2 separate regions of the Homo sapiens genome follow, and region 2 is linked to region 1. The links are chromatin loops, found by intact Hi-C in ENCODE. Cell type or tissue: PC-3. All regions are shown on one strand. Each heading gives the region's core, and the rest is flanking DNA. Links, peaks and the distances in the headings are about the cores only. Region 1 has its middle 37 kb from the start of SLCO6A1. Region 2 overlaps LOC105379104 (a long non-coding RNA gene).

Region 1 (16,305 bases), core at 3,235-11,234:
CCTGGAATGTTTTTGAAAGGTAATGCTTCCTTCAAGCCTTTACTGAGAGTGCAAACAAGAATGGTCACTCTGTCCTTCTACTTATCCCACTGCCATCCCCTCCACCCACCCCAACATGTGGTCTACATACAACTTTCATGGTGTATTTTCTTGTGTTGCAGGCTTGTATGTGTCTGCTGTGTCCAAATAAATGCTCTTGAATGAGACATCCAATATCTCCTTTGTGTAATATGTAGCGGAGGGAAGATGTCTTTTCCTCATCAATCCTAGGTTCATGGCTAAGGCCCTTTTACAAAAACAGATTAACAAGAGAAAGCATACAGATTTATTTAATATAAATTTAATGGAACACGAAGCCTTCATAGGAAATAAAGACCTGAAGAAACAGTTAAACCTACTTTTTTTTTTCTTTTTTGAGATGGAGTCTGTCTCTGTCACCCAGGCTGGAGTGCAGTAGTGTGATGTCGGCTCACTGCAAGCTCCGCCTCCTAGGTTCAAGTGATTGTCCTGTCTCAGCCTCCCGAGTAGCTGAGACTATAGGGGCACACCACCACACCCGGCTAATTTTTATATTTTTAGTATAGACAGGGTTTCACCATGTTGGCCAGGCTGGTCTTGATCTCCTGACCTCAGATGATCCACCTGCCTCGGCCTCCCAAAGTGCTGGGATTACAGGCATGAGCCACCGTACCCAGCCCCGAGTGTGTTTTTTATACCAATTTGATAAAGAGTGGATTGTCATGGAGAAAGGGCAAAGAGTACAACCCAGTGGTGGTAAACTGGGGGGAACTTAGCGAAGTCTTTTTTTCAGATTCTTCTCTGTTCTGTGTGTCTTCAGAGATAAGAATACTCCTTTCCTCCACATATGGGATGGGAGGGCACGTCTCACATGAAGGCCTTACAACCTTCTTCAGGGGAAGGTCAGAAAAATCCTTCCTAGTTTTTATGACCTGCTTCAGGGGAGAAGGATGTGGGAAAGGTCAGAGACACCTTTTCATATATCCTGTTTCTCAAATTTCTTCATCTTAAAGTATTCAATATGCCAAGGTGCCATATTTTGGGATAACATGCCTTGAATTCCATTGAATACATTGTGTATTATGGTATATGATAATTGCTACCCAATATTTGATTAGGATAATAATAGCAATAAGGTAAGTGATATCAATTTGATTGTAATAATAATATTAGCTATATTTTAAAATTTAATTGCTGAACAGTTAATACATTTAGAAGGCTCAAAATTCAAAAAGCATGAAGAGTCCTACAGTGAAAACTCTCTCTCCGCCTTCTACTCAATTCCCCTCCAGCTAGGTAATTAATGTTATTAGTTTCTTAGCAATTCTTGCAAGAAAATTTTATATATGTGTAAGTAAAAATATGTGAAATTCCCCTATTTGTTTCAGGTATGCAGCACTTTGCTTTTTCACCTTAACAACACATTTAGGATAGCTTTTCACATAACCTATAAATAATTATAGCTAACACATTTATTGTTTTCTATGTACCAGATTTTGTTCCCATTGTTTTATATGTATTAACTTAGTTAATGCTTACAACAGCCCTCAAAAGTAAGGACTATTATTATCCCCCTTTCACTAATGAAGAAACTCAAGCACCAAGAGTAAAATAAACTGCCCATGGTCACATGATAGTAAGCACACAACTCAATATTAGAATACTTGTAGTCTGGCTCTATCACTCATGTTTTTACCCCTATGCTACACTAACATTTGTAGAACTTCCTCATTTTTGTTTACAGCAGAGGCTGGAACATTGACTATTTAACAACTGCCGTTTTTAATCTCACTGTATATCAAGCACAGGGCTAGTCACATTATTAACTGAAGGAGGCACAATTTATATGGAGTTCTCTATGACTAGATCATCCATGGTGTTGTTTGATATGAATATTCTGGAGGCCCTTTCAATAATGCGAAGAAGATGAGATGTAGATTTGCAATTTGGCCAAGATTACATAAAGTGCTGGTAAGTGGCTGAATTGGGATTTGCATGTGAATCTACCTGACATCAATGTTTAACTACCACACTACACTTCCTCAGATGCTTTCAGGCTTAAAATCCATAGCAAATGGAAAATGTACCTTTTAGCTCCTAGGTGGTATTGAAACTTCCTTTGCAAAAATTGTAACAGAAATCGAACCTCACTTACTCCATCTTGCTTATATCTTCCAAGCTGCCCTAGTACATTCCTGGGTATAGGCCAAGTTAACTATTCGAGGAACTTAGTTGATAGTGTAACTTTAAAACAAAGATAATAAGAGCTCCTTCCCAAAGCCAGCCCCATCCTTGCTCAGGGACCAAAACCACTTTCTAAAACTAACAAATTAGCCAGAAGGTTAAATTTATGCTTCAGGAGTCATGTAGCCAGAGGTCACAAGATGTGTTACCTCCTCACTTACTTCTATAGATAACATCATTATTGTAAAACCTAAGACTCGTAGTTTCCAGGCCCTGTACTCTGATGGGCCAGCTGGCCCCACCTGAACCAGGAACCCATACCAAGAAACTGGCTTATCTGGTCATGTGGCCCCCACCCAGGAACCACCTTAGTGCAAGAAGACAGCTTTGACAACCTATGATTGCATCCCCAATACAACCAATCAGAGTTCCTCATTCCCTAGTCCCCTGCCTACCAACTGTCCTTGAAAAACCCTAGTCTCAAAGTATTCAGGGAGGCTGATTTGTGTAATTAGTCCCATCCTTTCATTTGGCTAACCCTGGGATTATTAAAATCTCTTTACTGCAATCTTGCTGTCTCAGTGAACTGGTTTTATCTGTGCAGTGGGCAAGGAGAACTGACTAGGTAATTACAGTTTTGAAGAAAAAACAGTGGTGCCTTCTCTGCTGAGTTTTCTTTTGGATACACCTATGGATTCTCTGCAAATACTTCTTTTCTTATCCACCACCCCTTTCCCAAACTTGCCTTATCTATTTCATTCAAACATAAGAGGATGCATAACAGGAATTCCTATGGGTAACATAAATGTCCAGCTTATGATATGGATTCTGGTTGACTCAGTCTGCAGAAAGAAAGTACAAAAGAAATAATGACAAGCTGTATTTATTTGCTTTGTAATCTTTTTTTTTTCTGTCCAGCTCAAATCTGATGGCCCTTGCCCTTATGATGTTAATTTTTCTTTGCATTTCATTTAAGTGACTCACAATTCTGGAAATTGGTGAAAATTTGTGAAGTGTCTAAACAGGCTTTTTAACTTTCCCTTTAACCTTTGAAAAGGGGTTACTCTTCTGGGGGAAAATGAGCAGATGGTACCTAAAACAGTTGGCCAAATATCTGTAACAACTCTGTTACTTGACTGTATGTAATCAGCTGGAGCATCTGTCAGGAAGAAGAGTTATGCTTCTGTGCTTCTCTCTCTTGACAATTAATCACACCGCTCCTCCATTTCTCACTGTTCAACATGTCTTTTTCAGAACCTGGTGCCAAGAGATTTCAGTGACTCTGACATAATTCAAAAAAGATACTACAACAATAGCATTATTGCAAGTCCTATGAGACAAAGAGAGACTTCACTAGAAGAGAGGCTGACATTTGTTCAGTTCTTTCTGACAAGACTATATAGAGTCAGTCACTTAATCTCAAGCGAATTATGATCTATGATGATATCTCAATAAGGAAAAAAAATCTAATATGCTATGGAAACTCTACAACTTCATTCTCCTCCATCATTCTGACTCATTTCCAGTCAGCCTATATTCAAACGTGTACATGGTGAAGAAAATCCATCATTAATCCTCATGGTGATAATATGTCATTATTACCACTCGAGATGCCTGAGTCAAAGATCAAGTGTCTGAATGCAATCGTATTTATAATATTGTCTGTGTCAGTGTATTAGTCAGGGTTCTTCAGAGCAATAGAGCCAATAGGATATATGGATACATATTTTGAAATAAAATACATATTTTCATGTATGAAAAAATAGGTATCCATATATCCTATTAGCTCTGTTGCTCTGGAGAACCCTGACTAATATATTGACATATATATACACCCACATATATATACATGTATATTTATATAAGGAGATTTATTATAGGAATTGGCTTACATAATTATGGAGGCTGAGGTATCCTATAACATGCCATATTGAAGCTGGAGAAACAGGAAAGCTGACAATGTAATTTAGTCTGAGTCAGAAGTCCTGTGTAGCAGAGAAGGGGTTGATGGTGGTGTCAGTCCTGGCTTGAGTCCAAAGACCTGAGAACAAGGAACACAGATGTCTGAGGACAGGAGAAGATGGATATCCCAGCACAAGGCAGAGAGAGCAAATTCGCCCTTCTTCTGCCTTTTTTGTTCTATTCAGGCCCTCAACAGATTAGATCATGCCCACTCACCCTGGTAAGGGCAATCTTATTTGTTCAGTGTCCATATTCAAATGCTAACCTCGTTCAGAAACACCCTCACAGACACACCCGGAAATAATGTTTTACCAGCTATCTGGACATCCCTTAGCCCAGCAAAGTTAACACATAAAATTAACTATCACTATCAGATAGAGGTTGTTAATGTCCATGACTATACTTTGGCCAAAGTAACAAAAGAAAGAACAGGATAGCTGTACTAAGCTGGAGGAGTCATAGTCATAATAATAAAACCACTGGTCATAGATGTACACATAGTTTGTTCAAGTAGAATATTGCAGGTATGTAAGACCCTTTAAAGGTAGAATGAATAAGCTCCATTTCATAGGTAAAAAGCAGGTTATATGCTGCATCCCAGGCATGCACCAGCTCTTATGACTTTCCAGACACCATCTCAATTGCTCCAAGCTCTTTAGCCAAAGTCATGATATTTTGAATGTTTTTGCTCAACACTGGTCCAGCCCAATGGAGGCTGTTTATGAATTAGGCTAAGCCAATGGGCCTTTCCACCTACATCAGAATAAGAAACTCACATACCAGTCCAGGCGATGAGGCAAGACAGAGGACTCAGTTTTATTTTTCTTCTTTCTTTTGCCAAACCTTGTGGGTTTTTTTCTTTCTTTTTGAGATGTATTTTATGTTTTGTAGCTGATTCTGGAATAGGGGATATATTTATGGGAACAGAGAAATAAGAACAGAGACTGTCCATGGATAAACTAATTTAACAGTGCTATGTTAGAAAGTAAGTGAACCTGCCACCTATTCCTTTGTTCTTAGAGGCTACCATGATAATACAGAACTGTACCCTCTCTTCCACAAATTTTGGAGACTTTAGATTTCTATATAAAAAGGGCTCAAGGGTACAACTGGAATTAGCAGAAGTGGGAAAGCTGGGGACCCTGACTTGAAATTGTATTTGCTTAATGTGATATCCTTGGATTACATATTATAGATAAAGTCTCAGATGCTTTTATTTCATAAAGATTAAAAAATTCAATTGTCTATAACAATATTGTTATCTGATATTACAATTACATTAACTGTTTTTATTTAAAACGGTTTTAAAGGACAGTGGGTCTAGCAGAGCTGAAGCTTACCCAGGTTATCCTTTGATTCTAATACTTTTCATGGGATCTTCCATGTTGTTTCCACCTCCATCCTCAAAGCTGTCAAATACTCCTTTGGGCTTCCATTGTACTTTATATACTTTTCAATTCCAGCTTTTATCATTTAGAGTTGTAATTATTTATTTGTATCTTTCACTAGATCATTTGCTCTTCAAGAGCAGGGATATTATACCTATGGCACTGGGTACTGGCACATAGTCTATGCTCAACATCAGCATAGACTGATGTTAATTGAACCACAGACATAGAAATGTTAATTGAACCACAGACATAGAAAAAGAACAAACAGTTTGAGTCAATCAATCTGTGCCATGACATTGTCAGTAGATCCCCTGACTCATTCCTCAGTGGAACTGGTGAAAAGTATTTTAAAACAACCATTCAAAGCTTCTGGAAATGGCCCTAAGTACAAACCGCAAATTCAAAAACATCTATTCAAGAAAATCTATGAAAGATTGGTATGAAAGGTGAGAGTCTGTGATATTTGAACCAAGTCTGCCTTTTCGTTCTGCCTTACCAGTTCAACAAGGTAGAGACTCTACTCCAAACTGCTGTAGTCAAGAACATGAGGCTGCTGCAGCTTCAGTCCCTGGAGGTCTTCCACACTTCTCATTCTGCCCTAGCTATCCGTTGCTGAGGCTAAATTTCAGGTGATTGCTAATGAGAGATGGAGTACTGAAAATACTGGGGTCCTGAATGCACTTCCCATAGGTTCATGAGGCAGTGGTTCCGTGACAGGACAGGCAAGCTGAGAGGATCTCTGGCTGTTTCCTCCCCTCCCATCACTGAATGCACAGCCCCTAGAGTAGGGTGGTCATGCAGAGAAAAGCTTTCCATTGTTCCCACACCCAGTTCCTGAGTCCAGCTCAGCAAGTTCACCTGGGAGAAGAATCAGGCCATAAAACAGTTTCTAATCTCATCTCAAAGGAATTGACTTCACTGCAACACAGCGTGGAGAAGTTCAAGCTTAAGAATACTCTCAATAATAGTGGAGATTGTGGTGAAAGGCATTTGGGAGGAGATTCTTGGATTTAATGACAATGCATCTTAGACTGTAGGCTAGCAGGTTTGTAGGAGAGAATCAGAGAATGAGACCATTGGGAGGAGTCCTCATAGGTCAGGACAAATATCAAACACTGACCTCAAAATCTATTTTTTTCCTAAAAGCCACAGTTTGGTTGAATTAATTTGCAGGGAAATTTCTGCCTTAGGACATTGTTGAAAGTAATAGAACAACCAGCTGGCAATTAATGGAGTTTAACATTAATGAGTATGGTTAGGGAAAGAAAGGAAGAAAAACCCTACAAATACCACTGTCATTATGTCACATCATAGGGTAACTGTAGGCATATCTGTGCTTCACTGAGAAGCATCAACAGAGACTTAACACTTTGTGTGTGTGTTGAAGGGCGGGGGAGTGGGCATAGGGAATAGACTTCACTAAAATAATCTAGCCAGTCTCTAACAAATAAACAAATAAATGAAAATGACAAGCCTGGGAAGTGGGAAACCAGAACTTGGAGTTTCTACAATATATTATCTGAAATTTCCAGTTTTCAGCAAAGAATTGCAAGGCATTAAAACAAACAAACAAACCAATAAACATTGGGTGAAAGATTTGAATAAACATTTCAGCAAAGAAGATATAAAGCAAGCAAATAAGCATGTGAAAAGATACTTGACATTATTACTCATTAAGGAAATCTAAATTAAATTTATAATGAGATACTACTATACAGCTATTAGAGTGACTAAAATAAATGGGTGGCCAAGTGACAATAAGGATATGAAGCAATTGAACTTTTATATGTTGCTGATGGGAATGCAAAATGGGACAGCTACTTTGGAAAACAAGTTTGGAGGTTCTTACAAAATTAAACATACACTGTCAATTTTCCTACAACTAGCTTAAGCAAATGGCTCCACCTAGTGTATATATGAAGATAAATGTTTATAAAATTTACATTTACATTTGAATTGGAGGAATTTCATGTCAATTTTTACCCTACTTTTTGTCTGAACATTCTTATTTTATTTTGAATCATATTTCTCAATAGTAGTTTATGCTCTCAAGGTAAGAAAATCCCAAAGAATAATCAAATGCATAAAACAAAATCTAATTAAATGTATAAAACAAAAACAGAAAATAACATGAAGCTAGAGTAGGAGAAAAGTAGTAGGAGAAAATTGCCTTTCTCTCAGGCGATTTTTGGCATGTCAGGTTAATTGAACATTAAAATATTCAATATTGAGGAAACAAAAATCCAAAACCAATTAGACAAAGGTTTGAACAGTAAAAGACAGCCTTTTTAGTGGTACAGTCAATGACTTTTGACAAATGTGCATAATGTGTAATCATGGCAACAAACAAGACATGGAATACTTTAATCTCAAAAGGTTTATGTATGCCTCTTTGCATTTCATTCCTTCTCTTCACTCCCAGTCCATGGCAACCACTGCTCCAGTTCCTGTCTGAAGTTGGATCAGGTGCTATATAACCTCTTGTGAATCTAAGACACTAACTAGTGAAAAATGTATTTTCTTAAAGGTAAAATGATATGTTGAAATAGAGTACTGAGAAAGCAAGAAACCCTTATAATTTCAAATTATCTCTTTTTTTCATTTTGTATGTTAGTAGTAGAATTAATATGTAAAATGAATATATAAAGAGATGATTATGCAGCTCTTTGACTTGAGATCATTCATGACATCTATTTATTTATCCTTCGACTTTAATTCAGTATTGAATATATGGCAGACACAATACTAGGTCCAGCAGATGCAAAGAAAGATAAATAAAGCATGGTTTCTATCTTCTAGGAGTTCATATATATTCTGGGACTGACAATAACATTATATAAAAGTAAAAGCAGCAAATTTTTAAAAGCACAAAAGGTAAAACCTCATTCTACATACAGCGGTGTACATACATTAATTTTCAAAGTTAATTTCCTGATAAAATTTCATTCATTTTACATGAAATTTGTGTCTCTTTTCAGATATGTGCAATTATAGGAAAGCCTACTTCAATTTAGAAGAGGGATAAACTTTTTCTTTGCAAAATTATATGAAAGACTTTAAAAATATATATATTGGGAGGCCGAGGCGGGCGGATCACGAGGTCAGGAGATCGGGAGTATCCTGGTTAACATCGTGAAACCCCGTCTCTACTAAAAATACAAAAAATTAGCCGGGCGTGGTGGCGGGCGCCTGTAGTCCCAGCTACTTGAGAAGCTGAGGCAAGAAAATGGCGTGAACCCGAGAGGCGGAGCTTGCCCTGAACCGAGATTGTGCCACTGCACTCCAGCCTGGGGGACAGAGCGTGAGACTCCGTCTCAAACAAACAAACAAACATAATAGACTTTATATTTGGGGCAATTTTAGGTTTACATAAAAATTGAGCAGAAAGTACTGAGTTCCCAGATACCCACTAACCACCCGCCACTTCTCTTGTTAACAGCTCCCATTGGTGTTATACATTTGCTACAATGGATGAGCCAATATTGTGACATAATTATTACTTAAAGCCCATAGTTTACCGATTTCTTGCTCTTCTTTTAATCATGGTAAAATATACATAACATAAATTTTTGCCATTTTAACCATTTTTAATTGTACCATTCAGTGGCATTCAGTACATTTGCACTGTTGTGCAATCATCACCAGGATCCATTTCCCAGATTGAAACTCTGTATCCATTAAACAAAAGTTCCCACAGGCTTCACTCTAGGTGTACAGTCTGCGGGTTTGGACACATGCATAATGACTTGTAGCCACCATTACAGGATCATACAGAGTAGTTTCACTGCCTTACAAATCCTTCTCTTCATTCCTCCTTCCTCCTGCCCAAACCTCTGGCAACCTGATCTTTTGTTTTATTTTATTTTTATTTTTTTTCTTTATGGAACTCTTTTTTTTATTATTACACTTTAAGTTTTAGGGTACATGTGCACAACTTGCAGGTTTGTTACATGTGCCGTGTTGGGGTGCTGCACCCATTAACTCGTCATTTACATTAGGTATATCTCCTAATGCTATCCCTCCCCCCTCTCCCCACCCCACAACAGGCCCCAGTGTGTGATGTTCCCCTTCCTGTGTCCAAATGTCCTCATTGTTCAATTCCCACCTATGAGTGAGAACATGCGGTGTTTGGTTTTTTGTCCTTGCCATAGTTTGCTGAGAATGATGGTTTCCAGCTTCATCCATGTCCCTACAAAGGACATGAACTCATCGTTTTTTATGGCGGCATAGTATTCCATGGTGTATATGTGCCACATTTTCTTAATCCAGTCTATCATTGTTGGACATTTTGGTTGGTTCCAAGTCTTTGCTATTGTGAATAGTGCCACAATAAACATATGTGTGCATGTGTCTTTATAGCAGCATGATTTATAATCCTTTGGGTATATACCCAGTAATGGGATGGCTGGGTCAAATGGTATTTCTAGTTCTAGATCCCTGAGGAATCGCCACATTGACTTCCACAATGGTTGAACTAGTTTACAGTCCCACCAACACTGTAAAAGTGTTCCTATTTCTCCACATCCTCTCCAGCACCTGTTGTTTCCTGACTTTTTAATGATTGCCATTCTAACTGGTGTGAGATGGTATTTCATCGTGGTTTTGATTTGCACTTCTCTGATGGCCAGTGATGTTGAGCATTTTTTCATGTGTCTTTTGGCTGCATAAATGTCTTCTTTTGAGAAGTGTCTGTTCATATCCTTTGCCCTTCGCCCACTTGTTGATGGGGTTGTTTGTTTTTTTCTTGTAAATTTTCTTGGGTTCTTTGTAGATTCCAGGTATTAGCCCTTTGTCAGATGAGTAGATTGCAGAAGTTTTCTCCCATTCTGTAGGTTGCCTGTTCACTCTGATGGTAGTTTCTTTTGCTGTGCAGAAGCTCTTGAGTTTAATTAGATCCCATTTGTCAATTTTGGCTTTTGTTGCCATTGCTTTTGGTGTTTTAGACATGAAGTCCTTGCCCATGCCTATGTCCTGATTGATATTGCCTAGGTTTTCTTCTAGGGCTTTTATGGTTTTAGGGAATCCTTTCCCCATTTCTTGTTTTTGTCAGGTTTGTCAAAGATCAGATGGTTGTAGATATGTGACATTAGTTCTGAGGGCTCTGTTCTGTTCCATTGGTCTATATCTCTGTTTTGGTACCAGTACCATGCTGTTTTGGTTACTGTAGCCTTGTAGTATACTTTGAAGTCAGGTAGCATGATGCCTCCAGCTTTGTTCTTTTGGCTTAGGATTGACTTGGCAGTGTGGGCTCTTTTTTGGTTCCATATGAACTTTAAAGTAGTTTTTTCCAATTCTGTGATTCAATGCCATCCCCTTCAAGCTACCAATGACTTTCTTCATAAGAAGGATTTTTAAATTGCCTTGAGAATTCATTGTTTTCAAGTAATTTAGTGGAACCAGTTTCAAGATAAGCATTTACTATAGAATGCAAGGCCCTAAGTGCTATTAGTACTTTCCATACCATGCTACAGGCAATTTGACAGTAATAAAACTGTATTTTTTAAGAAACTCTTTAATAAGACTTTATGAATTTAAATTATTCTAAACTAGCAATGTTAAGAATTAGAAATATAGTTTATCTCATTGTACTTCTTTGATTCATTTGATGAAAACCTCTTCCACCCACTAAGTAGAGAATATTTTCTTAAATGGTTTAGATACATTGAATTACATCGATAAAACAGAAAAATTTGGGTAGTAGAAAATATTGGGAAATTGGTTCATTCAGGACCATGTCATTATTTTCTCCCATATTTTTACTATGAAAAATACATTTCAGAGGATATCCATCTTTGAAAAAATCAAGAGGTTTTAAATTTTATATTCTACACCAGAACATTAAAATAAGTATTCAATGGGTTTTGTAAATTGGACTAATCACTTTCCAAGAGGACCAGGACACAAAATTCTCTCATGTAAATAGTGGACGTCAAAAAGCCATTAATGTAAGATGTTGGAAAGCCATTCTTATTCTGTGCAGACTCTTATCAGTGGTCAGATGTTCTATTGTTTTTCTAAGACATACTGCAACTGGGAACTGTTTTTATTCTCAATTTAGAATGGTCATCCCAAATGGCTGGAAAGCTTCATATTTCTCATGTTTCCTAGCAGCATCGGTCCCTGAAGAGTGGAACCGGCCAAGATCATGATGTCATTCCCACTGTGGCCATGAGTATTCCAGGGCTAAATTGTTTCTCATCTTATATAAATATCTATTGTTTATACTATTGAATATATTGCCCATGTTTAATGTTACGAGCTATACTAGTATGTACAGGAAATTAAGAAAATTCACCTGGTTTAGAAATTTATAGAATATTTCTTTTCTATAGTATGGCAGTTTATATGATAAACTATTCACTGCAGTTTGATTCAACTCTTAAGATAGCTAAGTTAAAAGATGCAATTCTAAATTCTTGAGAGAATAATTTCTATAACCTATTAATAGAAGAAACTTTCCATGCACATTAAACTTGGTTAGCTATAAATTATAAGAGAGTTTAACTATAAACCTTTAACCTATCGTATGTAATAATTTGTCTGTTTTGTGGTAAAAATTCTATATAAAAACAATAAATGGCTTCTAATGGGCTATAGAGCCATGCTTCCTGTGTGCCTGCACCAGTGATCTCTGCTTTTTGAAACTGTGGCTTATTCAGGACTGTATCCTGTTTCAATTCCTCTAATGGAAAGAGGTTTGTTTAGTGAGTTTATGTTTTACAAATTTCTTCCCTCAGAGGAAGTCAATGTCCATATTATTGCAACACCCTTACAACAATCTGGTGATGTAAGAGGCAAAAGTTGATTTCTACAACTTAGTATTGAGGAAACCAGTATTTACTGAAGTTAACTGGTTTAACAGAAGTCATTTGGAGGTACAGAATAGACTCTCTTACCTCCATTTTTAAAAAACTAACTCAGACCATATTTTGCGCACAATATATAGTCATAGTCCTAGAGTATATTAAGTTCTTAAAGTCAATATGCAATACAGATGCTGCTGCTGAAGAGACTGAGTTTTCTGCACATGTTTGATAGTGCCATGTCTCAGAGGTAATCAGCATTTTCCTAAAGCTTTCTGTTTAAATTACTCTTGCTAAACATGACTTTTTAAAAAATTGTGTCTGCTTGATCATCAAAATGATCATTTGATATTTTTTTCTGCCAGTGACAGGGAAAGGACATCATATTAGATGGGTTGAATAGGATAATTATTATTTAAAGAAAAGCTTATTATTTTTAATTTTGTTTAGAAATGAGGTCTCACTCTTGTCACCCAGGCTGAGTACGGTGGCATGACCATAGCTCATTGTAGCTTGGAACTCCTGGGCTCAAGCAATCCTTCCACCTTGGCCCCCCAAAGCACTGGGATTACAGGCATTAGCCACTGTACCCAGCCTTAAAGAAAAGTTCTTAATTGCACAGATTTGTGCAATAGCAATAGGAACAAATAAAGTAGTTCACGGACAATTGGTAACTGTTTGTGGTTGAAGCAAATCTGAACTCTGACTGGTATCTGACAGAGACTGGAGCTGCTCTGTACTGATAGGAAGAAAATGGCTCAGTTGACATGATCCATTTCTGGTTCTCCAGAAAAGGGCACCATGTTTCAAAGATATAAATAGAAGAGAAAAAAGAAACTAAGTCTGTGCCAAGACCAGGACCAAGTCAATTCTCTAGCCTTTCAGGACTGAGGCTTTCTTCAAGAAAGGAAAGATTGGAAATTAATACCAAATTATAGATTATACAGTTATAATTTACTTCAGGTTTGTTAAAGCACATGTGTTGTGAAATTTAAGATATGAAGAGGTCTTGTTATAAATATCAGCCTTTTGTTGTTGCCTCCAAAAGCCCTAATTAAAGTACTACAAAACATCTATTAATAAGTAGTCAAAACCAGGTAGATCAGGCATTAAGTTTACACAGCACTTTCACAGGCACTAGCTTGGCATAATAAACCCATCATGAAAGAAGTCATTTCATTAGCAATTCTGATTAGCTTTAACACATGTGTACTCATTTTATAGGGGGTTCTTATACAGTTACTAAAATTCTTTTAATAATATCTCTTTCATTTTAAAATATTTTATAATAATGAATAACTGAGTGATTACTATTTTGAAACATTCTAAACATTATGAAAGTGTCTGTGTGATTAAATTTGACCTATTGTATCCCAGAACCTAAAATATCTTTTGACGTTTTTCCCTCTGTCATTTAAAAGGGATCTCAATACTGACCAGGTACTGTTTGATGAAACATGACATCTTTGTAACAATATTCAACACGCATTTATGGAAAACCAACACATTTAAGCCATTGTCCTAACAGCCTGGGTGAAGTGCTAAGATTATTAAGATATTTGAATAACTTTATCCAGATACATGCAGTTCTGGTTTGATTATTTTTGACCAAAATTGACAAAGTTCAGTCAAACACAGGTTAGTTCAACCTTACAATCAGGCTCTCTCTCTCTCTCTCTCTCTCTCTCATTTTTAAATGAATTAACTAGTTGACTGAATTGATCTGGTATTTTTAGTAAAGTAGTTAAACTGGGTGTTGTGTGTAAGCACATCTTCAATTGTCAGAACCTTAATTCTGATTAACTCAGTTGAATCAGATTATGTAGGAACATAGACAATTTTTTTTTCCTTTATGTTACCTTCTTCTATTAGTTGTTGCTCTTCTTTCCTGCTTGAATAGTGGATTTTAGCTTTGCAGCAGCCTAGTGACTATGCCTGAGTTTACAGATGGCTGTGCATCTTATGCAGAACTCAGGTTCCAGCTGGTAAATGCTGTAGCAAAAATATAGTGACAAATGTAAGACATGGGCGTTATATTATGATTTTATAAAGATCCAAGTGAAATTCCCTGAGGTGCATTTGAATTTAAGGGCTATTAAAAATATACATTTGTTGTGGTTTCATTTTTGTTTTCTTGCGCGATATTCGGGAAAGTCTTTTTCTTTTCCCCTCTCTCTCTTTTAGTTCATGTTCCATGATAGCTATTTCAGCTTTATCTTTCCTTTTCACTCCAACAAGTCAGGCCAAATTGAATATGTCCTTCAATTCATAAGTTTTAGTCTGTATATGTTGCTGTAATTTACTAGAGGTCTTCTTAGCTTCAGTTGCTACAGACTTTTGCCTTGCAAAAAACAAAACCAAAAAACATAAACAAAACTTGTTCCCTGAGGCATAATTTACTGTATTGTAGGAATTATGAAATACAAGAGAACTTGGTAAAATTTCAAATTATCTTCTCAGTCCTAGCAAGTAATAGTAACCATTCCATAAACTGAGTTTGCTGCCTTTTTCCAGGAAACAAGAGGCCAACATCAGTATCACTGTGGAAATTTAAAGAGGAAATATGCTAATCCTTTTGCCAGATTGATTTTTATAAAGCAAAAAATTACTTGGTTTAGGGCGTAATACATAGACTATCTAAAATAACACACAGCAGCCATTTAGTAAACATTCTTAATTATCTTGTTTTGAAAATAAAAGTTGGGCAGTCTCTGTTGGTCTGTTGTTTTCCTTGCCCAGGAGATACACCCTGGACAACTCAGTGCAGTTAATCAGGAGCTTGCTCAGCCTTTTGTCCTTTCCTCTGGGAGATAATTCACATTCCATCTCTCCACAGTGCTTACCAATGCAGTAAGGCACACCAGTACAAGGGAGTTTAAAATACTCCACTGTCAATGACCAAGACCCACTGGCTTGCTCCTCCCCTTCTTCCCTCAGTATATTATAGTTCAGTCTAATCTGGTGTGTAGATTCCATGGAAAAGAGAAAACCCAGGTAGAAGTCTGGAGATTATACCTGAAAGAAGGCAAACAGAAGACGAAAGTTTTCAAGAATCCAGTATTTATCATCCCATATCATGAAGGTAGAGGAACCTGGATAAAATCTAGTGACTAAGAAATTGTAGCAGAGGATTTAGTACAACAAGAACAATTGTAAGATAACAACTGGTTACTTTAAGCAAAACAAAACTGGCACACTAGGGACAAAATTAGTAAGCATAACACAGTACTTAAACATTAATGATAATGTACACAGACAAACACACATACATACATACATACACATATATATAATTTATAGTAAGAAGATAAAATGTTTTCCTAAAAATTTTCCAAAATAATTACACTGTAATATTAGTACATTAATTCTAAACATACTCAAAAGAGTTAAAAAATGGAATCTGCTGGTGAAACTCAAATAGAATTAATGACTTCATGAATTTGGTATTTATATTACATTTAAGGATACAAAGTTGCATTGGTTAGGAATCGGTAAGTTGTAAGAAATAAAAGCACAAATTAAACCAGCTAAAGAAAACAAAAACAAAGGGATTCATTGGCACACAACACTGGAATTGAAGAGATATGCTTCAGTTGTAAGAGATTTAAATAATCTCATCAGAATTCTGTCATTCTGTCTGTATTCCTTCTTTCTGTATGTTGGCTTCATTCTGAAGATAGGCTCTTTTCAGATGACAAGGAAGAAGATTTCTGTTAGCTGAAGCTTATATACATTCATCTTAGAATTTTAGTGGAAAAACTCTTAATAAATCTATATTAGTCTCAGTAAAAACGATTGCTTTTGCTTAAGTCATGAGACCAGCCTTGTGTCAATTAACTGTGCTAGGAGATGAGGTGCTATGATTGGTCCAGAGTGGGTCATGTGGCCACCCTATAGTTGAGAAGTAGTCCTGAACATTATGTGGGAGCAGTCCAAATCAGAATGAA
Region 2 (16,305 bases), core at 2,965-10,964, 140 kb before region 1:
ATAAATTAGGTATTGATGGGACATAACTCAAAATAATAAGAGCTATCTGTGACAAACCCACGGCCAATATCATACTGAATGGACAAAAACTGGAAGCATTCCCTTTGAAAACTGGCACAAGACAGGGATGCCCTCTCTCACCACTCCTATTCAACATAGTGTTGGAAGTTCTGGCCAGGGCAATTAGACAGGAGAAGGGAATAAAGGGCATTCAATTAGGAAAAGAGGAAGTCAAATTGTCCCTGTTTCCAGATGACATGATTGTATATCTAGAAAACCCCATCGTATCAGCCCAAAATCTCCTTAAGCAACTTCAGCAAAGTCTCAGGATACAAAATCAATGTGCAAAAATCACAAGCATTCTTATACACCAATGACAGACAAACAAAGAGCCAAATCATGAGTGAACTCCCATTCACAATTGCTTCAAAGAGAATAAAATACCTAGGAATCCAACTTACAAGGGATGTGAAGGACCTCTTCAAGGAGAACTACAAACCACTGCTCAAGGAAATAAAAGAGGATACAAACAAATGGAAGAACATTCCATGCTCATGGGTAGGAAGAATCAATATCGTGAAAATGGCCATACTGCCCAAGGTAATTTATAGATTCAATGCCATCCCCATCAAGCTACCAATGACTTTCTTCACAGAATTGGAAAAAACTACTTTAAAGTTCATATGGAACCAAAAAAGAGCCCGCATCGCCAAGTCAATCCTAAGCCAAAAGAACAAAGCTGGAGGCATCACACTACCTGACTTCAAACTATACTACAAGGCTACAGTAACCAAAACAGCATGGTACTGGTACCAAAACAGAGATATAGACCAATGGAACAGAACAGAGCCCTCAGAAATAATGCCGCATATCTACAACTATCTGATCTTTGACAAACCTGAGAAAAACAAGCAATTGGGAAAGGATTCCCTATTTAATAAATGGTGCTGGGAAAACTGGCTAGCCATATGTAGAAAGCTGAAACTGGATCCCTTCCTTACACCTTATACAAAAATTAATTCAAGATGGATTAAAGACTTACATGTTAGACCTAAAACCATAAAAACCCCAGAAGAAAACCTAGGCAATACCATTCAGGACATAGGCATGGGCAAGGACTTCATGTCTAAAACACCAAAAGCAATGGCAACAAAAGATAAAATTGACAAATGGGATCTAATTAAACTAAAGAGCTTCTGCACAGCAAAAGAAACTACCATCAGAGTGAACAGGCAACCTACAGAGTGGGAGAAAATTTTTGCAACCTACTCATCTGACAAAGGGCTAATATCCAGAATCTACAATGAACTCAAACAAATTTACAAGAAAAAAACAAACAACCCCATCAAAAAGTGGGCGAAGGATATGAACAGACACTTCTCAAAAGAAGACATTTATGCAGCCAAAAAACACATGAAAAAATGCTCACCATCACTGGCCATCAGAGAAATGCAAATCAAAACCACAATGAGATACCATCTCACACCAGTTAGAATGGCAATCATTAAAAAGTGAGGAAACAACAGGTGCTGGAGAGGATGTGGAGAAATAGGAACACTTTTACACTGTTGGTGGGACTGTAAACTAGTTCAACCATTGTGGAAGTCAGTGTGGCGATTCCTCAGGGATCTAGAACTAGAAATACCATTTGACCCAGCCATCCCATTACTGGGTATATACCCAAAGGATTATAAATCATGCTGCTATAAAGACACATGCACAGGTATATTTATTGCGGCACTATTCACAATAGCAAAGACTTGGAACCAATCCAAATGTCCAACAATGATAGACTGGATTAAGAAAATGTGGCACATATACACCATGGAATACTATGCAGCCATAAAAAGTGATGAGTTCATGTCCTTTTTAGGGACATGGATGAAGCCGGAAACTATCATTCTCAGCAAACTCTCGCAAGAACAAAAAACCAAACACCGCATGTTCTCACTCATAGTTGGGAATTGAACAATGAGAACACATGGACACAGGAAGGGGAACATCACACAACGGGGACTGTTGTGGGGTGGGGGGAGGGGGGAGGGATAGCATTAGGAGATATACCTAATGCTAAATGACCAGTTAATGGGTGCAGCACATCAACATGGCACATGTATACATATATAACAAATCTGCATGTTGTGCACATGTACCCTAAAACTTTAAGTATAATAATAATAATAATAAATCAATCACGACCCTTTCATGTGAAATCTTTAGTGTTGTGAGCCCTTAAAAGGGACAGAAATTGTGCACTCGGGGAGCTCGGATTTTAAGGCAGTAGCTTACTGATGTTCCCAGCTGAATAAAGCCCTTCCTTCTACCAAAAAAAAAAAAAAAAGAAAAAAGAAATCAGAAAAGGTAGCATATTTGTATTATTCAGGGTTCTCCAGAGAAACAAATAATGGGATAGGTACGTAGATATACAAACAGATAGACAAAGATTTATTACGAGGAATTGGCTCACACAAGTATGGAGGCTAAGTTCCAGAATCTGCTGTCTTGTCTGTAAGCTGGAGGACAAGAAAGCCAGTGGTATAGGTCTGGTCCAAAACCAGAGGCCTCAGAACCAGGTGAGCCAATGGCATAAGTCCCAGTTTGAGTTTGAAGATCCAAAAACCAGGCGCACTGATGTCTGAGGGCAGGAGAAAATGAATGTCCCAGTTTAAGGAGAGAGAGCACATTTGCCTTTCCTCTGCCAATTTGTTAATTCTCATTCTCAACAGATTAGATTGGATGGTGCCCACCTGCGTTAGAAGAAGTTGATTCTTCTAACATGATCAACATTTGGACTTTGCTCAGTGGAGAAAGAGCAAGGAGTGTTCTATTCCATACTTAGGTCTGAGTCAGAGCTGTACATACATCCTACAGAAAATAAGCTCTGAGCTCCTTTTCGTTATCACTCTCTGTAAAACATTCTGCACAGAAACATTCTAAAATTTGCTCTATAAATTGGGAAGGCTGGAAGTTCTTTACTTTGTGGCTGAAGTGAGGAAATCAATCTATCAGCCCATATATTTTTGACTAATCAGCAAAATATTTACTGTCTTTTCCTATATTTATCAAATGCATAGTAACTCTAAAGGCATGTCAATGTAATATCTAGTAAGGAATTAAACAAACAGTTCCAATTTTCTTATGCTCAAGATCTTTTAGAACTAGGTTTAATTGCTTTCAGGACCTAGCTCTCTGGGCACATTCTGATAGGCAAGACTAGTCTACTTTTGGACCAAAGTATTTTTCTGCAATTATGGAATACTGAAAATTCTTCTCTTTTCTGGGGAGAAAAACAGTCAACCTACCCTTTATTATAGGCCAATGTACTCTTTAAGATGTTGTGGAGCTACTTTCCATGCAGGCTTAAAGGAATTGAGTAGAAGAAAAAGAAAAAGCACTTAGTTTTAACTATGAGAAATCAGGACAGAAGAATTCTAAACATTATGGATGATTTTGTCAGATTTAGTAGAATTAAGAGATGCTGACACATACGATTTCTAGAAGCATAAACATCTCAGTTCCACTCCATGCTTTCCATTGGCGTGAATGAAATTTTGATCTGTGTATTCTCACTATCTCCTCCTACTAGTGCCTTATCTGATGTATGGATTTCTTTTTCTGCATATCTGATGTTGCCATGCCTCCTAGACACTTCCTAGCTAACCTGGCAAGCCTCCCTCAAGTGTCACTGAGGGATCTGGTGTGCCTTGCTGCCCCCTATTGGTGGCCAAAAACTGTTAAGCTAGGGGCTCCAATGCAATCTTAGACTTTGTTGATTAATGCCAGCATCTGAGAGGCACTGCTTACAGGAGCTTTACTATAAAGTTGTTTTTAAGCAAAGCAACTATTATGTAGTGATTTTTATTACTTTAAAATTAGTGGTTTTGTTTTTAAAATATTTATTTTGACTTCGTTTTTCATTCTAAATTTATAAGGAATTTATTTAGTTCTTTTTATGGTCTTTTTCTAAGATTGCCACTACATTGCCGAAAGTGCAAGGCAAAAGTTTCCACTAGAATTGTGCAAATGTTTTATTTCTTTGCACTATTAAAACAAAAAATGGACTTCTTATGGCTGTGAACACAGTTCGTTCTCTAAATTGAAAACATGTCTATTGGATTTGCATATTGCTTCCTTGAATCAGGCGTTTTTTTTTTTAAGATTTTAGTGATGTATTAGTAGGCTTAGGCTACCATAACAAAATATCATAGACTAGAGTCTAAGTAGCTTAAAAAACAGAAATTTATTTTCTGACAGTTCTGAAGGCTAAAAGTTCCCACATCAAGGATCAACAGGGTCTGTTTCTGGTGAGGGTTCTCTTTCTGACTTGCAGATGGCCACCTTCGCGCATATGGTGAAGAGGAAGTGCTCCAGTGTTTTTTCCGTTTATAAGGACATCAGTCCTATCAGATAAGGGTCTCACCCTTACAACTTCATTTAACTTTTCCTAGCTCCTCACAGGCCCTGTCTCCGAATGTAGTCACACTGGGGGGTTAGAGTTTCAAAATATGAATTTTGGGGCGACACAATATTGTGTCTCTAACAAATGGTGACATGTGGATTTTAATAATCTAACAAAATTTCAATTAATCAAATTACTTTAAAAAATCATATACCATGAGATAAGAATAAATGGAAATGGGCTTGGTATCAGAATGATAAGGCATGGTCCTCACCGTGTGAACTGACAACACAGCTGAGGAAAAGGTTCTAAAATCAAGACTAACACAAGGGAAAAAAATGAGAATGTAAAGTACTAGCTCATCATACTGTCTTTAATTATAAAAGAAGTTTAAGTGTTGCCCAGAATAACCAGAGAAATGCTTTAAGACGAAATTGTATTTAGCCTCGTTCTAAAGGACGACTAAGGTTTTATTAACTTCAGTGAGGGAGGTATGAGGAAGAATATTTTACCACCAGGAAGGCACTGACTTCAGAATGAAGACAAAATGTGCATTACAGTTTAAGTACCTTAGCCTGACAGTCAGAGAGGACATTTAAATGCCTTCTACAATAAAATATTATCGTTTAATAATCCCTGTATATGCATAGGATGCTGGTTCAGAATATATACATGGTCTCTGTTCTTTGTAAGTTTGCAATCAAAGACCATAAATACTCAAGTCTGACAGTTTGGTGCTTTCAGAATTTGCTTAAATCACCTGATATTTTCCCACTAGGCTATGGACCTGACAAAAGCAGCGGGTTATGTGTCTTGGGCTGAAGCATGACACAAAGAGCCATTGATGTTGGGCTGAAAACAGAAAAAAACTCTTCCTCCCTTTGTTTCTTTGTTGTTGTTGTTGACTGCTTGGTGTGTCCAGAATAATTTTAGAGCATCCAGTGGAACCCCTAGCCATTCCATAGGGTAAGGGGTTAGAAACACCAATTGGTTTGAAAACCTTGATACTTAATACTTTCTGTGGCTTCTCTTTAAATTACTCTCAATAGTTTATTTATTCCTCAAACCATGGGGAAATCAGGTCTGGAAACATCAAGTGATAACACCAAGTGAATGTTAAAGACACACACCGCTCTACCTACCAGCAGCGCCTGTGAGCAGAGTCTATCCCACTGTGGACATATGTCTAGTGTTACCATCTCCAATCATATAAATGCCTTGGTCTGATCAGTAATGTACACCTGTAATTTAAACTGGATTCTCTACCACTATTAGACAAAAAGTTGTTTTCTGAAAAAGCCATTGTGATGTCAATCATATCTCCTTTTGCAGGGTCTGGTCTGGAGAAAAAACTTGTGTGGTTGTTGAAAATTGTCTTTGACTTTGTCCTTATTTTGAGATCATTTTCCTCCCTCTGTGGACTCTCTTCCGGCCCAGGTTACCACATTGCACTTCTCCTGCATGTTCACCTCTGCTCTCCCCCAATTAATCAAAGAAAACTCTCTGTTATCAGTCCTCTAAAAGCTGGTGTGAATTTAAGTCATGGTGTTATCTCTCTACAGGGAATTTATATTTTTAGTTTATCTATAATTATAGAATAAATGCCTTTATTCTTGGTAAAAGAAGCTTCAGGCATGAGCAGAGCAAACAGAAATGCTTTTAAAGTCAGGGGGACTTTCTGTTGCTGTTGAAATTACACAGAAGAGATAGCAGTCAACTTTATTGGAAAGATTGGTATCCAAATTGTAAAAGTACCTCAGACTTAGGGGTTTATGTAAAATGCAAGGTCAAAATTACAATTAAAGGCATATTACTAAAGTATTTTGGAGATAAGGAAAGTGAAATTGACATTTACTGGGCGTCCATATATGCCATGCAATGGTTCAGGTCTCCCCTCATCTCTTTAGCTCATTTTACAGTTGCCAGTAATTCTGTGAACCCTTCACCCCACTTTACCAGTAAGGAAATGAAGTTCTGGAGGTTAAGTTTCACAAAGATCCCACAGTTAGCAAATGATGGAGCCATGTCTCTGTGGCTTCAAAGTCCATTATCTTGGCACGGTGGAGAGAAAAGTTGTCAAAGTCCATGACATTTGAACATATGATTTTGTTTGTGCTATTAAAAGTTTGCTTTGGACATTTTGAATTAAACTCCTTTAATCATGAGGTGGCATGTAACTTTGCACCGCATTACCTTGCTGGTTTTTAGTATGCAGAACCAAGATGAATTGCCTTCAGAAAAAAATTTCAATTCATTTCTGTAATCAAAAACTGTCAATATAAAAGGATGGTGAGGTTATATTGTGGAAAGTTACAAGATTATTGACAAACTACCTCATACCTAGTTGGCATATGTTACTCTCCAACTAACTTCTGGATATTAATGTTTCTGCAACGATTGAAAGTAAGCCAGCCAAAGTCAAGCCACACAATCATATGAGGTGAGTAATCATATATCCTGAGCCAAAAATGTGTATGCATCAGTGAACTGACTACTTGAAATTATGGCTAGTCTTTTAAGAATTAAAGAGGCTAATGTTGTATTTTCTATAAATTAGATTTTCCTGTAGGTCTACTTGGGAATGTATTTTAATCTTTTGCTGAATGAATCTGCTCACTTTTTCATTTTATTGAAAACTAAAGAGGAAATTAGGTGATAAATAGAAACTGTTACTTTTCTATCAATTTGCAGTGTACAAACTGAGTTAGTGACTTATTTGCCAACCTCATTTTCTAAGAAAATACATAGACCATCTTGGAATTCTCAAAAGTAAAAATGCCTGAGAACTATAGTGAAGGGAATCAAAACCAATTCTTGTTCAGGTCAACAAACACACCCACTTGTAAAAATTGAGCCATCTTTATGAACCAAAACCAATTTGAAACCTCATTTTTGTGCTATGAAGACCATTTTGTATAATATTTTCAAAAAAATTTAAAATATAAAGTGATTTTTTCTCCTAAATCATTAAGTTACACTAAATCAATGTGAATAATAGTAATAAATCTTACTAATTTAAAAATGTATCTTCTGTAGCTATCTATTTTAGAGTGGACTGTATTTTATCAGATAAAAACGTTAACCTACAAACACAATATAAAATATATTGTTAACTGTAAATTATTCAATCTAATATGAAGATTATACACTCTTTTTGGTTTGCTTATTTTCCCTCTGGTTATCTGCCTTTAGGTAATCCCCTTTGCTTATAATTATCGTGAACAGTGATTGGATAGGAAAATGAAAGGTTACAGAAATTTACTCAGAGCTTAATCTGTCTTTGTATATGATGGCAGTGGGGAAACAATTTGTAACAAGTATGTAATGTGATAGTTGGGTTTTTAAGGGTTCTATCTTAGTCCATTTGAGCTGCTATAACAAATTACCACAGACTAGGGTAGTTTATAAACAAAGAAATTCATTACTCATTGTTGTGGATGCTGAGATGTCCAAACTGAAGGTGTTTGCAGATTCACTGTCTGGTGAGGGAGAGCTTTCTGGTCCACAGATGGTGCCTTCTCACTGTGTCCTCACATGGTGAAAGGGGCAAGGGATCTCTCTGGGCTTTCTTTTTATAAGGACAATAATTCGCTAAATCCCCACCTTCTAATACCCATCACATTGGGGGTTAGAATTTCTTTTTTTTTTTTTATTATACTTTAAGTTTTAGGGTACATGTGCACTTTGTGCAGGTTAGTTACATATGTATACATGTGCCATGCTGGTGCACTGCACCCACTAACTCGTCATCTAGCATTAGGTATATCTCCCAATGCTATCCCTCCCCCATCCCCCCACCCCACAACAGTCCCCAGAGTGTGATATTCCCCTTCCTGTGTCCATGTGATCTCATTGTTCAATTCCCACCTATGAGTGAGAATATGCGGTGTTTGGTTTTTTGTTCTTGCGATAGTTTACTGAGAATGATGTTTTCCAGTTTCATCCATGTCCCTACAAAGGACATGAACTCATCATTTTTTATGGCTGCATAGTATTCCATGGTGTATATGTATATGTGCCACATTTTCTTAATCCAGTCTATCATTGTTGGACATTTGGGTTGGTTCCAAGTCTTTGCTATTGTGAATAATGCCACAATAAACATACGTGTGCATGTGTCTTTCTAGCAGCATGATTTATAGTCCTTTGGGTATATACCCAGTAATGGGATGGCTGGGTCAAATGGTATTTCCAGTTCTAGATCCCTGAGGAATCGCCACACTGACTTCCACAATGGTTGAACTAGTTTACAGTCCCACCAACAGTGTAAAAGTGTTCCTATTTCTCCACATCCTCTCCCGCACCTGTTGTTTCCTGACTTTTTAATGATTGCCCTTCTAACTGGTGTGAGATGGTATCTCATAGTGGTTTTGATTTGCATTTCTCTGATGGCCAGTGATGATGAGCATTTTTTCATGTGTTTTTTGGCTGCATAAATGTCTTCTTTTGAGAAGTGTCTCTTCATGTCCTTCGTCCACTTTTTGATGGGGTTGTTTGTTTTTTTCTTGTAAATTTGTTGGAGTTCATTGTAGATTCTGGATATTAGCCCTTTGTCAGATGAGTAGGTTGCAAAAATTTTCTCCCATTTTGTAGGTTGCCTGTTCACTCTGATGGTAGTTTCTTTTGCTGTGCAGAAGCTCTTTAGTTTAATTAGATCCCATTTGTCAATTTTGTCTTTTGTTGCCATTGCTTTTGGTGTTTTAGACATGAAGTCCTTTCCCATGCCTATGTCCTGAATGATATTGCCTAGGTTTTCTTCTAGGGTTATTATGGTTTTAGGTCTAATGTTTAAGTATTTAATCCATCTTGAATTGATTTTTGTATAAGGTGTAAGGAAGGGATCCAGTTTCAGCTTTCTACATATGGCTAGCCAGTTTTCCCAGCACCATTTATTAAATAGGGAATCCTTTCCCCATTGCTTGTTTTTCTCAGGTTGGTCAAAGATCAGATAGTTGTAGATATGCGGCGTTATTTCTGAGGGCTCTGTTCTGTTCCATTGATCTATACCTCTGTTTTGGTACCAGTACCATGCTGTTTTGGTTACTGTAGCCTTGTAGTATAGTTTGAAGTCAGGTAGTGTGATGCCTCCAGCTTTGTTCTTTTGGCTTAGGATTGACTTGGCGATGCGGGCTCTTTTTTGGTTCCATATGAACTTTAAAGTAGTTTTTTCCAATTCTGTGAAGAAAGTCATTGGTAGCTTGATGGGGATGGCATTGAATCTGTAAATTACCTTGGGCAGTATGGCCATTTTCACGATATTGATTCTTCCTACCCATGAGCATGGAATGTTCTTCCATTTGTTTGTATCCTCTTTTATTTCCTTGAGCAGTGGTTTGTAGTTCTCCTTGAAGAGGTCCTTCACATCCCTTGTAAGTTGGATTCCTAGGTATTTTATTCTCTTTGAAGCAATTGTGAATGGGAGTTCACTCCTGATTTGGCTCTCTGTTTGTCTGTTGCTGGTGTATAAGAATGCTTGTGATTTTTGTACATTGATTTTGTAACCTGAGACTTTGCTGAAGTTGCTTATCAGATTAAGGAGATTTTGGGCTGAGACAATGGGGTTTTCTAGATATACAATCATGTCATCTGCAAACAGGGACAATTTGACTTCCTCTTTTCCTAATTGAATACCCTTTATTTCCTTCTCCTGCCTAACTGCCCTGGCCAGAACTTCCAACACTATGTTGAATAGGAGTGGTGAGAGAGGGCATCCCTGTCTTGTGCCAGTTTTCAAAGGGAATGCTTCCAGTTTTTGCCCATTCAGTATGATATTGGCTGTGGGTTTGTCATAGATAGCTCTTATTATTTAGAAATACATCCCATCAATACCTAATTTATTGAGAGTTTTTAGCATGAAGGGTTGTTGAATTTTCTCAAAGGCTTTTTCTGCATCTATTGAGATAATCATGTGGTTTTTGTCTTTGGCTCTGTTTATATGCTGGATTACATTTATTGATTTGCGTATATTGAACCAGCCTTGCATCCCAGGGATGAAGCCCACTTGATCATGGTGGATAAGCTTTTTGATGTGTTGCTGGATTCGTTTTGCCAGTATTTTATTGAGGATTTTTGCATCAATGTTCATCAAGGATATTGGTCTAAAATTCTCTTTTTTTGTTGTGTCTCCGCCTGGCTTTGGTATCAGAATGATGCTGGCCTCATAAAATGAGTTAGGGAGGATTCCCTCTTTTTCTATTGATTGGAATAGTTTCAGAAGGAATGGTACCAGTTCCTCCTTGTACCTCTGGTAGAATTCAGCTGTGAATCCATCTGGTCCTGGACTCTTTTTTGTTGGTAAGCTATTGATTATTGCCACAATTTCAGATCCTGTTATTGGTCTATTCAGAGATTCAACTTCTTCCCGGTTTTGTCTTCGGAGAGTGTATGTGTCGAGGAATTTATCCATTTCTTCTAGATTTTCTAGTTTATTTGCGTAGAGGTGTTTGTAGTACTCTCTGATGGTAGTTTGTATTTCTGTGGGATCGGTGGTGATATCCCCTTTATCATTTTTTATTGTGTCTATTAGATTCTTCTCTCTTTTTTTCTTTATTAGTCTTGCTAGCGGTCTATCAATTTTGTTGATCCTTTCAAAAAACCAGCTCCTGGATTCACTAATTTTTTGAAGGGTTTTTTGTGTCTCTATTTCCTTCAGTTCTGCTCTGATTTTAGTTATTTCTTGCCTTCTGCTAGCTTTTGAATGTGTTTGCTCTTGCTTTTCTAGTTCTTTTAATTGTGATGTTTGGGTGTCAATTTTGGATCTTTCCTGCTTTCTCTTGTGGGCATTTAGTGCTATAAATTTCCCTCTACACACTGCTTTGAATGCGTCCCAGAGATTCTGGTATGTTGTGTCTTTGTTCTCGTTGGTTTCAAAGAACGTCTTTATTTCTGCCTTCATTTCGTTATGTACCCAGTAGTCATTCAGGAGCAGGTTGTTCGGTTTCCATGTAGTTGAGCGGTTTTGAGTGAGATTCTTAATCCTGAGTTCTAGTTTGATTGCACTGTGGTCTGAGAGATAGTTTGTTATAATCTCTGTTCCTTTACATTTGCTGAGGAGAGCTTTACTTCCAAGTATGTGGTCAATTTTGGAATAGGTGTGGTGTGGTGCTGAAAAAAATGTATATTCTGTTGATTTGGGGTGGAGAGTTCTGTAGATGTCTATTAGGTCCGCTTGGTGCAGAGCTGAGTTCAATTCCTGGGTATCCTTGTTGACTTTCTGTCTCGTTGATCCGTCTAATGTTGACAGTGGGGTGTTAAAGTCTCCCATTATTAATGTGTGGGAGTCTAAGTCTCTTTGTATGTCACTCAGGACTTGCTTTATGAATCTTGGTTCTCCTGTATTGGGTGCATATATATTTAGTATAGTTAGCTCTTCTTGTTGAATTGATCCCTTTACCATTATGCAATGGCCTTCTTTGTCTCTTTTGATCTTTGTTGGTTTAAAGTGTGTTTTATCAGAGACTAGTATTGCAACCCCTGCCTTTTTTTGTTTTCCATTTGCTTGGTAGATCTTCCTCCATCCTTTTATTTTGAGCCTATGTGTGTCTCTGCACGTGATATGGGTTTCCTGAATACAGCACACTGATGGGTCTTGACTCTTTATCCAATTTGCCAGTCTGTGTCTTTTAATTGGAGCATTTAGTCCATTTACATTTAAAGTTAATATTGTTATGTGTGAATTTGATCCTGTCATTATGATGTTAGCTGGTGATTTTGCTCGTTAGTTGATGCAGTTTCTTCCTAGTCTTGATGGTCTTTACATTTTGGCATGATTTTGCAGTGGCTGGTACCAGTTGTTCCTTTCCATGTTTAGTGCTTCCTTCAGGAGCTCTTTTAGGGCAGGCCTGGTGGTGACAAAATCTCTCAGCATTTGCTTGTCTGTAAAGGATTGTATTTTTCCTTCGCTTATGAAGCTTAGTTTGGCTGGATATGAAATTCTGGGTTGAAAATTCTTGTCTTTAAGAATGTTGAATATTGGCCCTCACTCTCTTCTGGCTTGTAGGGTTTCTGCCGAGAGAACCGCTGTTAGTCTGATGCACTTCCCTTTGAGGGTAACCCGACCTTTCTCTCTGGCTGCCCTTAACATTTTTTCCTTCATTTCAACTTTGGTGAATCTGACAATTATGTGTCTTGGAGTTGCTCTTCTCAAGGAGTAACTTTGTGGCGTTCTCTGTATTTCCTGAATCTGAACGTTGGCCTGCCTTGCTAGATTGGGGAAGTTCTCCTGGATAATATCCTGCAGAGTGTTTTCCAACTTGGTTCCATTCTCCCCATCACTTTCAGGTACACCAATCAGACGTAGATTTGGTCTTTTCACATAGTCCCATATTTCTTGGAGGCTTTGCTCATTTCTTTTATTCTTTTTTCTCTAAACTTCCCTTCTCTCTTCATTTCATTCATTTCATCTTCCATCGCTGATACCCTTTCTTCCAGTTGATCGCATCGGCTCCTGAGGCTTCTGCATTCTTCACGTAGTTCTCAAGCCTTGGTTTTCAGCTCCATCAGCTCCTTTAAGCACTTCTCTGTATTGGTTATTCTAGTTGTACATTCTTCTAAATTTTTTTCAAAGTTTTCAACTTCTTTGCCTTTGGTTTGAATGTCCTCCCGTAGCTCAGAGTAATTTGATCGTCTGAAGCCTTCTTCTCTCAGCTCGTCAAAGTCATTCTCCATCCAGCTTTGTTCCGTTGCTGGTGAGGAACTGCGTTCCTTTGGAGGAGGAGAGGCGCTCTGCTTTCTAGAGTTTCCAGTTTTTCTGTTCTGTTTTTTCCCCATCTTTGTGGTTTTATCTACTTTTGGTCTTTGATGATGGTGATGTACAAATGGGTTTTTGGTGTGGATGTCCTTTCTGTTTGTTAATTTTCCTTCTAACAGACATGACCCTCAGCTGCAGGTCTGTTGGAATACCCTGCCGTGTGAGGTGTCAGTGTGCCCCTGCTGGGGGGTGCCTCCCAGTTAGGCTGCTCAGGGGTCAGGGGTCAGGGACCCACTTGAGGAGGCAGTCTGCAGGTTCTCAGATCTCCAGCTGCGTGCTGGGAGAACCACTGCTCTCTTCAAAGCTGTCAGACAGGGACATTTAAGTCTGTAGAGGTTACTGCTTTTTGTTTGTCTGTGCCCTGCCCCCAGAGGTGGAGCCTACAGAGGCAGGCAGGCCTCCTTGAGCTGTGGTGGGCTCCACCCAGTTGGAGCTTCCCTGCTGCTTTGTTTACCTAAGCAAGCCTGGGCAATGGCGGGCGCCCCTCCCCCAGCCTAGCTGCCGCTTGCAGTTTGATCTCAGACTGCTGTGCTAGCAATCAGCGAGACTCCGTGGGTGTAGGACCCTCCGAGCCAGGTGTAGGATATAATCTCGTGGTGCGCCGTTTTTTAAGCCCATCAGAAAAGCGCAGTATTCGGGTGGGAGTGACCCGACTTTCCAGGTGCCGTCCATCACCCCTTTCTTTGACTCGGAAAGGGAACTCCCTGACCCCTTGCGCTTCCCGAGTGAGGCAATGCCTCGCCCTGCTTCGACTCGCGCATGGTGCGCGCACGCACTGACCTGCGCCCACTGTCTGGCACTCCCTAGTGAGATGAACCCGGTACCTCAGATGGAAATGCAGAAATCACCAGTCTTCTGCGTCGCTCACGCTGGGAGCTGTAGACCGGAGCTGTTCCTATTCGGCCATCTTGTCTCCTCCCGTGGTAAGTTTTTTTGGGGGTTAGAATTTCAACTTAAGAGTGTTGGAAAGACACAAACATTCAGACCACAGAAGTTTCATTTGTATTTACAATTTGTATTTTCAATTTGACATAAATAAAAATGAGACTTGCAGAATGCAATTTAGAAAACTCAGCCATGCACGCTACTGTAATAGTTCTATTAAGATGTATTTTTAAATGCTGTGACAAAATATTCCTGCCATCTTTAAAAAATAGGTTTGATGATTTGAAAATGGACAGGTCACTTTAAAGAGATCCTTAGTAGTCTATGGAAAGTAACATTTATAACAACTTGAAACTCAAAGGAAAGGAAACTCGGGGAGAAGCACATTCAATAATTTCCAAGGTAACATGGATGCACACTACGTGTGCGGCTTTCATCTCATTTCTTGCTTCCGTGGCCTTCCAAGGAAGAACACAATGTATTCTTCATTGAAAAAAAATTGCAGAGAAGGCAGTGTAAGAAAGAGGTATTTTGAGAACTAATTGAAGTCTTTGTAAGTCACGTTAATGCCTTTCTGCCAATAACTTATTTGCGGATACAGGAGGATTTTCACCCCTCCTCTCCCTGCCACCCCCATCCCCAAAATATCCCACACCTGGGTTACATTGGTTGAAAAAATAATTGTTCCGGTACTTTTCAAGCATTAAAAACATTGTATGTGAGTGTTTTGTTTTTGTTTTTTGTTTGTTTTGTTTTGTTTTTCTTAGTGCAAGATTAATCAGGCGGTCTCAAGTGTATTTAAAAGTTAGGAATGAGGAGGGCACTGTGATGACCGTCATGGCCAGTAGAGGGCAGGAAACTGGAATGGACGGGGGAGCGGGCCATGTACAAAGCGGGGCTCTGATCTCTCTTGTGTTTTGGTGCAGTTTGTATGGACTAGATGGCTGAGAACTCCAGTAGAGAGGAATAAATCACCACCAGAATCAAAAGAGACTGGAACAGGTGAAAATTAGAAAGCTGTTGTGACAAAGTCCAGGATAAGATGTGAGATTTCTGGGGCAGGTATCTGGTGATGAAACCAAGAAGAGCATGCCGTTAAGAATTTGATCAAGATTGAATAACTTCTGGCAATTTACTTATAAAGTGACTTTTGCAGTCCTGGGTCATGGTACTCTTGCATGTACTACTGAGAAGTCACATTACAAAATAAAAAATAAATTTAAAAAGAAGGAAAAAAGAAATTTAAAAATCTTTGCCAAGTATGTAGGGGAAAAGTTGTATATAACTTTTTTGTCTACTATAAAAGAAGACGACTTTTTTTGTCGTCTACTAGTGAGTTTGGATATTTTTCATACTTTTAAAAACCAATTTTAATTAATTTTATTTTTCTTTCCCCTCAATTAAATACAGTCTTACCTTTAGTGAATATTATTTATGTAATATTATAAACATATATTATACATAAAGTAGTGCACCAAGATTCTGGAGAGGGGGCTGTAGGGAGATTAAAACAAAAGGCCTGGGCTGGGCATGGTGGCTCACGCCTGTAATCCCAGCACTTTGGGAGGCCGAAGCAGGTGAATCACGAGGTCAGGAGTTCGAGACCAGCCTGGTCAACATAGTGAAACCCCATCTCTACTAAAAATACAAAAAATTACCTGGGTGTGGTGGCTGGCTCCTGTAATCCCAGCTACTCAGGAAGCTGAGGCAGAAGAATTGCTTGAACCTGGGAGGCGGTGGTTGCAGTGAACCAAGATCACACTACTGCACTCCAGCCCGGGTGACAGTGTGAGACTCAGTCTAAAAAAAAAAAAAAAAAGAATGTCCACAACAAATTCCTCCTCTGAAATTGATATATTGGCTAGATAGAACAGCAGGTGCAGAATAATGTGAACAGAGAAGGAAGGGAATGGGGGCAGAAAGTGTTAAATGCAGACACACTGCTAAACAAAATCACCAGTAAGTGGAACTTATATACCTCCTTTGAATTCTGTCCCAGTGGTCAGTGTTGGAGAATTGTCTCTGGGTCAGGGGCAGAAGAGAAGGCTAGATGGAAGATCCAAGAAGCCCTCTGAGACTCAGGGAATGCTTTATAACATGTTTACCTGCTGGCTTACTATTTAAAGATGTCAAGGAAATTTCAGGTTTCACTTCTAATGGTATAAAACAGTGTTTTGCCAAGAAGACCCTGTAAAGGTCTTACTTAGGACTCCTGCCTTCACTCAGGAAGTGTGTTTGTGAACACACACTACAGCTAGTGGATAGTCTTAGG

The links. A loop is a pair of places that touch in the nucleus more often than their neighbours do. Peaks named below come from ENCODE experiments on the same cell type or tissue, not always from the same donor. Only the 100,000 strongest peaks of a DNase experiment are listed, where the experiment ranks them.
Region 2: a loop joins it to region 1, with 2.7 times the contacts of the local background. A loop is called at or near these places in 2 of 110 quality-filtered maps.

Annotation. Positions count from the first base shown.
Region 1 is chr5:102,527,679-102,543,983 of GRCh38, reverse strand. No RefSeq gene overlaps it. Among named protein-coding and RNA genes, the nearest start is that of SLCO6A1, 37 kb to the right of the region's middle. In PC-3, for the core only: CTCF peaks have their summits at 7,255 and 7,455 (motif pointing left); no DNase peak of the experiment used is centred there.
Region 2 is chr5:102,668,993-102,685,297 of GRCh38, reverse strand. All of the region lies in intron 2 of LOC105379104 (a long non-coding RNA gene), which reads right to left. LINC00491 (long intergenic non-protein coding RNA 491) reads left to right here and starts at 13,834. Exons shown (of 2, transcript NR_103756.1): 1 at 13,834-14,071. RefSeq lists a silencer at 14,858-14,957. In PC-3, for the core only: CTCF peaks have their summits at 3,495 and 3,697 (motif pointing left); DNase peaks (open chromatin) are centred at 3,697 and 6,817.